Linked DNA regions of Homo sapiens: region 1 is linked to region 2. A link is a contact called in ENCODE Hi-C or POLR2A ChIA-PET data. All regions are on one chromosome and are shown on one strand. The core of a region is the stretch at or near the end of the contact, and the rest is flanking DNA. Distances in the headings are between cores, read along the strand shown.

Region 1 (4,499 bases), core at 452-2,951, 140 kb before region 2:
TCAAGCAGAGCAGAGGGCCAGGGATGGAGTGGATTACATAGGTTGGTTAGTCGCGATAGCTGAAAGATTCCTCTGTACCAAAATCTTCACAAATAAGTGAGATATTTATCTTTATATTAGACGTAGAATGTATTCAAGAAAGAATGAATGAAATTGCCATTACAGAATACCAGATGACGACAGTGAAGAGAATTCTAGAGCTAGAAAGGCCCTGAGATGCTATTTATTTCATACTCCTCATTTAAATCTCAAACAATCCAGGCCCAGCTAGGCTGAGTGGTGTCCCTGAGGTCGCACAGCTGGTCAGTAAGAGATCCAAGATGACAGACCTTCGGAACTGAAGAATGGGGAGGAAACAAGAGAACTCTGTCAAAACAAGGACAGTCCTAAGGGAAGGGCTTGGGTTGCTTAATTCTGGGAAAATGTTTTGATTTTAGCTCATCAAGGAAGAGACCAATCCCACTGCACTGGGTGATGGCAGCAGCTGCCCAGGACTCTCAGGGATCGGCAGGTGTGAACAATCAGATCCTCAAATCCTTTCTGACCTCATGTCTGAAACTGTGCATGCATAAGGGGGCATAAGGGGGAAAGAAAAGGGAAGAAGGTAGGCAGAGAAAGGCAGGAACATGCGGCCAAACGACACCATGAGACAGGCTTGCCTGGCCCTGGGAGTCTGTGCAGAGTTGCAGGACGGCCCTGAGAGCGTGGGCTGCATCTCACAAGGTGTGCGCTCCTGGCCCCGAGCGCCACGGAGGAGGGGTAAAGATGGCCCCTAATGGCTGGGCACGCTGGCTCATGTCTGTAATCCCAGCACGTTGGGAGGCCGAGGCAGGCAGATCACTTGAGGTCAGGAGTTCGAGACCAGCCTGGCCAACACGGTGAAACCCCGTCTCTATTAAAAATACAAAAATTAGCTGGGAGTGGTGGAAGGCACCTATAATCCCAGTTACTCAGGAGGCCGAGGCAGGAGAATTGCTTGAATCTGGGAAGCAGAGATTGCAGTGAGTGGAGATTGCGTCACTGCACTCCAGCCTGGGTGACAGAGTGAGACCCTGTCCCCCCCCCCAAAAAAAAAAAGTGGCCCCTGAGCCATAAGCACACAGGAAATGTGAGCAGGGGACTTGGCCACAGCCACATAGTGGCAGCAGAAAGTTAACACCTGGACGCAGAGAAACATAAAGGCCAAAACCTAGAACTGGAATGAGCTGGAACAGGCCTACACCGCGGGAGCTACATTTATGACTTTTGAGAGATTTACAACTTTCACAAAGCAGGGAGAGAAAAGTAGGGACCCTGATGGATGGAAAAAATCCATTTCAACCTGTCATTACATATACTTTCATTTTGAAGACTTCAAGAGATGAGGGAAAATTGACTTATTTTTCCCAGTTAGGGTATTGAGGGAAGCTGACCAGCACAGACTAAACCCAAAAAATGAAATGCATCTTCTGTTGGTGTTCTCAGTTCTACCGCAAAGAGGGTTGAAAGTAATTTTGCTGGTGGCAGGGACTGGGGACGGAGAAATGAGGGAAAAGGAAGCTCCCCCACACCAGTATGTTAGATGGTTGGGGCTCCTTTCAGATTTACGGCAAGCTGGAAAATCCATTCTATGTCTGGCTCATGTCACATTCATATTTCATGTCTATTAGAAGAATCTCATGCCACATCAATTGTTTGTGATCTACATTACATATAATAGGCTCTCTGCTTATCTTTGACACAGGTGAGGGGCTGATGTAGAAACTGTTAAAAGACTATACAATGACTTGTATATTCAATAATGGCTCAAACTTCAAAGGTCTATCATTTTGCCCTGCTCTTCATTTCTTTCCTCATAATGCTTCTCAAAGCAATCTTGTCTTTCCAGCCTCACAATCAAGGACAAATTCCTGAATGCAACATTTGCTTTTCCGTCTTCCCGCTTCACCTCACTCATCCCTGCAGAAGTACAAGTATTCCTGGCTTCTTCAAGTCTACGCCTAAGAATTAAGAGCCTTGGGGAGAAGGGCACTGCATCGACCACTGCATCTCAATCATTGTGGCAGACGTACCACAGCACTGGGAAGCTGGCCTTGGCAAGAATCTCAGGCTATTACTACAGAGTTGGGAAGAAGGTTTAGGATCAAGATAGAGGTGACTGACCAAGGTGAGTGCATGAGCAGAGAGGTGCCTTCAACTTCCACTGCAGACAGTTCTGATATCTTGCCTCTACCTGAGGTGAGTTCTAGCCCTGGGCAAGTCAGTCCAATGAATGTCATTGAGAACCAGCTGCAAACTACTACTGCCCTACTGACCTAAGCACAGAGGTTATAGGGAAGTCTAACTTGCAAAGCCTTCTCTCAATGTCATACACCATTTTTGAAGATCAAGACATCTTAATACTTTGACCACTTGCTTCCAGGCTAGTTTTTTTGTATTCCACTCTGCCAGCCTGAGTTTCTAGCTCACTGAACTCTTGTCTCCTGGCCTGGTATCCTAACTCTGGTGTCTGTTATTTCTTAGTCCAGATCTGTGTTACCTCTGGATTTTCTTACGTTGATGGATTTACCCCCAGACTCCAACTCTTGCCTCTCAGACATGTTATTTCTATGGAGGCCTTTGTTTTCTGTTTCCTTTGACTTGAACTATTCCAGGTCTCTCTCTTAGACATATTTTCAGAATCTAACCACTTTCTCACCACCTCCATTGGCACCATTACCTCTTGCCACATTTCTTGCTGTGGACTTCATAAGTCAGTTCATGTCACTCATCTGCCCCCAAACCCCACATTGGATTTCATTTTACTCAGCAAGAAGACCAAAGCCCTTTTATTGTCCACTCTGACCCCATGGCTTCTTACCCTCTACCTTGGTCATTCTGCTCCAGCCAGACAAGCTTTGCCTCTCTTCCAACTGGTCTCTCACACTCCCACCTCAGGACCTTTGCACCTGCTGTTGCCTCTGCTGTGAATACACTCTCTCCAGATGTCTGCCTGGGTCTTTGCTCAAATGTCAGCTTTACAGTCACATCCCCCTAGACCATTCTATTTACAGTTGTAACTCTCCTTACCCCAGCATTCTCTATGCTCCACGTAGCTTTATTTTTCTCTACAGCACTTAGCACCATCCAATATACTACATCTACTTTACTTATCTGTTTGTTGGACTGTCTTCCTCAAACTATTATAGAATATAAGCTCTATCAAGGCAAAGCTTTCTGTCTGTTTTGTTCACTGCTGTCTCCCAATGACTAAAATAGTTCCTGGCACAGGATATGCATTCCATAATCATTTTTTTTTTTTGAATGAAATAGTGAATGACCTCTCTATCCCCAGCTCAGGTATCTTTCTGGCATCCAAACAAAAATATTCAAATGCCAATCGGACAGCCCCAGGTTGATGTAAAAACTCAACATGTCCAAAATGGAACTTATTACCTTCTTGACCACAGCCCAGACCCACTGTCCCTCCTGTGTCCCAGCCTCAAAATGCCATTGTGCTCCTGCAGGTGGTTTTTAAAATTAAAAAACATAAACAAAACCTGCCATCTCCATTCACTCAACTGTACACGCAGAAACTGGAATCATCTTTCTTTGACAACCTCTTTTCTTCCCCCTAACATCTAATCAAGCACCAAGCTTTGTTGAATGTATCCCTAAATATCTGTGAACATGTTGAGTGTTGACTTTTCCCCTTTCCAACCTACATTTTTCTTTCTTTCTTTCTGTTTTTTTTTTTTTTTTTTTTTTTTTTGAGATGGAGTTTCGCTCTGTCGCCCAGGCTGGAGCACAGTGGTGCGATCTCGGCTCACTGCAAGCTCCGCCTCCCGGGTTCACGCCATTCTCCTGCCTCAGCCTCCCGAGTGGCTGGGACTACAGGCGCCAGCCACGATGCCTGGCTAATTTTTTGTATTTTTAGTAGAGACGGGGTTTCACCTTGTTAGCCAGGATGGTCTCGATCTCCTGACCTCGTAATCCGCCTGCCTTGGCCTCCCAAAGTGCTGGGATTACAGACGTGAGCCACCGTGCCCGGCCTCCAACCTACAACTTAAGTGTCTTAACCAGCCTCCCTGCCTTCTTTCTGGCCATTAGAGGGAGCTCTCTAAAGGCCAAGAATGATCTTGTCATTCTCTGTAAGACAGCTCAAAGTCTCCCCGTCCCCACACAATAAGGCAATGTGAAAGAGTCTTCATGACTTGTTCTTTGAGTAACTCTTTTACTTCCAGAGCTTGTTAGCTGGTATTTGCTCTAACTGAAATGTTCTTTCCATCTTTTTGACTGGTTATCACCTACTAGATCTCAATTAAATGGAACTTCTTTCAAGAAAACCTCTCTGATGCTCTGAGCATCATGCACTTCCCATGTAATAACCCTGACCACTATATTACAACTGAAGTTTGCTTGTGCTTATGAGAATAAAGACCACAACTGATTTACTCACGGTTGTATCATAGGTGCTCAAAAAAATAGTTGTTGAGTAAATAAACAAACAGTATTAAAATTCACACCGAGATGGAATAGAT
Region 2 (3,996 bases), core at 309-2,808:
ATTCTAGTTTATTATTTTATTATCAGTTATTGTTATTAATATCCTACTATGCTGAATTTGTAAGTTGAACTTTACCATGGGTATGTATATATTGAAAAAACAGTATATATAGGGGACGGTACTATCTGCGATTCTAGGTATCACTAGCGGGTCCTGGAACATATAAGGGAAGATCTCTGTACTTCCCAAAACACTGCTGAAAATATTTCATTCACTGGGATACCCAGACTATAAGAAATACAGCATTAAGAATCATATATACAGATTAATATATTTGTATATATTATTTGTATATATTAATATATAATATATTGATTAATATAATTGATTATTAAATATATACACTTCTGTACTTTCTGTTTTTTGTTGTTTTTTTTTTGAGACAGAGTCTCGCTCTGTCGCCCAGGCTGGAGTGCAGTGGCGTGATCTCGGCTCACTGCAAGCTCTGCCTCCCGGGTTCACGCCATTCTCCTGCCTCAGCCTCCCGAGTAGCTGGGACTACAGACGCCCGCCACCGTGCTCGGCTAATTTTTTGTATTTTTAGTAGAGACGGGGTTTCATCATGTTAGCCAGGATGGTCTCGATCTCCTGACCTTGTGATCCATCCACCTCGTTCTCCCAAAGTGCTGGGATTACAGGCGTGAGCCACCTTGCCGGCCTCTACTTTCAGTTTTAAAGAAAATCAAAATGGCTTAATTGCTAATATTTCTTTCAATGCTGCAAATCATTTCAAAAGAACATCAAAAGCAACCTCATTCTACTTTTCCCCCATAATTCCAGCCATAAACTAAACAGTGATTGGGGGTTAGAAAGTTTTCCCTCTTGGTCCTGTCAAGTCTTCTCCAGGCAATCCCAGGAAAGATGTTTTTGGCTTTTGTTTTGTTTTAATGAATAGATTTTAAAAGTAGGGGAAAGATAGGAATTAAGTAAATGGGGACCAGGATTGAAGCAGAGGGTGTTTATGGGTGGTGGTGGTGGGTGATTTGGTTTTAAGATTGGAGAATTGATCATGATGCAAGGAGAAGAAATATGTGGAGTGAACTTTCTCACCAATAAAAATACATTAATTAGCTCTTAGAGGAAAGAGCACAAGGACATAAATTCTGTGTGTCCTGGAGCATGTCACCTACAATATGGCTGATTAATAAAGCTCTGAGACAGGATGAAACAAAACCGCAGCTCTTCTTAGAAAACTGGGTAGCAGATTCACTACCATGGTTTTCTATTTGCACAACCATTCTCCCCCGAACTGAGAACCTCCAGGCCACTTCCTATTTTCCCCATCGGTAATCACTTAAGTCTTGAACATTTAAATCTCAAAACCCAACTTAGACTAAACGTAGTAAACTTTGGCTCCCTGTGTGTGTGTTGGGGTGGGGGGTGAGGGAGAACACCATGCACACAAGGTTGTCACAAATAACAAATTGCTCCTGGGGGCCTGGCTGGAGCCTCACAGCTGTGTGTGCAGATAAGCAGAGCAGTGTGGAAGGTAGGGATCCCAGGGCTTTGTGTTACCTTCACTTTCTCATAGACTTTCGGATGATGCTGTCACCATCTGCAACCTGACCCATCCCCATGCGGAGATTCTGACAGAGTGCAGTGGGGGCTGTCAGACAGATCTGACAGGGCTGGACTCATGCCTTTATTACTGATTGCAATCCACCTCTCGGGGACACACACGCTGGCTTTCCCAAACAGACTCTGACTTGTTAAACCCTTGGGTTGTATGGTTAGCTTTTATTTAGAAAGTTCTAATTTCAGCTGTTGGAAATAAATTGTATGTGATTTTCTAGATCTTACATCTTAATTACTTAGCAATTTAACATACAATTGTAGATGATAATTTTTCTAAGGTCCACTGCCCTCAGGATTCGTGTTAAAAGTATCTCATCAGCACATCGAGCTGCAAACAGGAAGTTGTCTGGGATATGGGGGAAATTTTAGCACCATGTTACTCTTCTGTGTTAGATCTAATTTTCTCTCTGCACTTTAACAATGATGACTGTCACTAATACCTAAACATTCACTGTTAGATTCTGTGTCCATTTTTCTTTTTAGTTAAAGCCATATATATATATCCCCCTACTTTAAAGGACAAATTCCCTTTTTAATTGAATTATACCTAACCCCTGGGCCATTTGAGTAAAATCTCGTCATGGTCAGCTTTCCTTTTGTTTTACAGTAAAGAGCAATTCATATTGTGTTTCAGGTCCTACCTGTCGTTGGCAAACTCTAGCCTCCAGGGGGAGCCAAAGACTCCCCCACACTTTATCTAGCAAAGAAGAGCTCTGATTCTGTGAAGGCCAACATGGAAACTGGACTTAAACACCAGGCCAGCGTAGGGGTTGGGGAACTGACCTCTTCATTTGGGTCATCTCTTTTCCGTGTAGTGTTTTTTCTGGTATCTCTCACCATGCCCCCTCTCCTTCCCTTCCCCTTCTGCCTCTCTCAAGAACTGTGAGGGGTCTGAGATTTCACCTTACCTGAAATTTAGTCAGTTAGACCGCCAGGCTCACGGGTGCCAGCAGAACACATGAGATTCTTGGCTCTGAGACTTTAACATTCACAGCAACAGCAGTAAACAGGGTATCAGCACTTGTGCTGGCCAAGAGGGCATGAAGCAGGAGCCAAAGCCTGCCTCCAGCATCAGCGTTGGGCTAGATGAACAGGAGGACCCTTGCTTATCAGGATAGGAGACCATGTCCACATTTGGAGACATATTCTTAGCTAGTAACAAAGAATGTGCAGGTTTGTAGCAGGGGTCCACGAACTATGCTTTCGTGCAGCGTACAAGCTAAGCATTCTTTTTTACATTTTTTAAAATGGCTACAGTAAAGAAGAAAATGTGATAGAGACCACAGGTGGCCTAAAAAATTTGACGTATTCACTATCTGGGCCTTCACAGACAAGCTTGGTGATTCCTGGTCTATAGCATCGTCTGTGCTTAGGGCCCGAGGTGGGAGTGGCAGTGCCATGGCAAAGAAGATTCAGGATCTCTCTCTTTCTTGTTCCATCAGAGACACACATTGCAGGCCTGATGGGAACAAGTACATTATGAGATTATTTTGCTCTTTCATTATTAACTCCCACCCCAACATAAACACCAGAGGCAGATGGATTTCATAAAATAGGATTGAGAAAACCTCGCCCAGATTCAGGCGTGTAAACCAGCCGGAGCGGCGCGGCAGCGGCAGGACCGCCGTGGCGCCTAGAGTAGCGACCCGCGGGGAGCACGGGGCGACGCTGGCTGCAGAGACCCGGTGACAGCGTGAGAGGTTCGCAGAGTACTAGGTTTTGACAAGCTTGCATCATGCGTGAGTATAAGCTAGTCGTTCTTGGCTCACGAGGCGTTGGAAAGTCTGCTTTGACTGTACAATTTGTTCAAGGAATTTTTGTAGAAAAATACGATCCTACGATAGAAGATTCTTATAGAGAGCAAGTTGAAGTAGATGCACAACAGTGTATGCTTGAAATCTTGGATACTGCAGGAACGGAGCAATTTACAGCAATGAGGGATTTATACATGAAAAATGGACAAGGGTTTGCATTAGTTTATTCCATCACAGCACAGTCCACATTTAACGATTTACAAGACCTGAGAGAACAGATTCTTCGAGTTAAAGACACTGATGATGTTCCAATGATTCTTGTTGGTAATAAGTGTGACTTGGAAGATGAAAGAGTTGTAGGGAAGGAACAAGGTCAAAATCTAGCAAGACAATGGAACAACTGTGCATTCTTAGAATCTTCTGCAAAATCAAAAATAAATGTTAATGAGATCTTTTATGACCTAGTGCGGCAAATTAACAGAAAAACTCCAGTGCCTGGGAAGGCTCGCAAAAAGTCATCATGTCAGCTGCTTTAATATACTAAATGCATTGTAGCTCTGAGCCAGGTCTGAAGAACTGTTGCCCAATTCAACAGTGCCAGCATTCCAACTTTGTTAAACCTACCAACATCTTAAATGGACTTTCCTGTGGTGGTACCCTTTAAGAG

The links. A loop is a pair of places that touch in the nucleus more often than their neighbours do. ChIA-PET counts read pairs that join two places held with the same protein, here RNA polymerase II (POLR2A). Pooled maps may share reads with other maps.
Region 1: a pooled map shows a loop between it and region 2 (2.6-fold over the local background). The contact joins the promoter of SV2C-AS2 here to the enhancer-like site in region 2. A Hi-C loop is called at or near these places in 1 of 37 single-sample maps with no recorded cell type and 4 of 50 pooled maps. POLR2A ChIA-PET finds 5 or more read pairs at or near these places in 2 of 52 experiments (activated CD4-positive, alpha-beta T cell and activated naive CD8-positive, alpha-beta T cell).

Annotation. Positions count from the first base shown.
Region 1 is chr5:76,308,831-76,313,329 of GRCh38, reverse strand. SV2C-AS2 (SV2C antisense RNA 2) reads left to right here and starts at 1,701. Exons shown (of 4, transcript XR_001742750.2): 1 at 1,701-2,146. The region is part of intron 12 of SV2C (synaptic vesicle glycoprotein 2C); the gene reads right to left.
Region 2 is chr5:76,173,498-76,177,493 of GRCh38, reverse strand. All of the region lies in intron 2 of SV2C (synaptic vesicle glycoprotein 2C), which reads right to left. It also overlaps the pseudogene RAP1BL. Among named protein-coding and RNA genes, the nearest start is that of SV2C-AS1, 92 kb to the right of the region's middle. RefSeq lists an enhancer at 1,304-1,383. Within about 2 kb of position 1,558, at least 3 of the 41 ENCODE cell types and tissues checked have a DNase peak (open chromatin) inside an H3K27ac peak, as active enhancers do.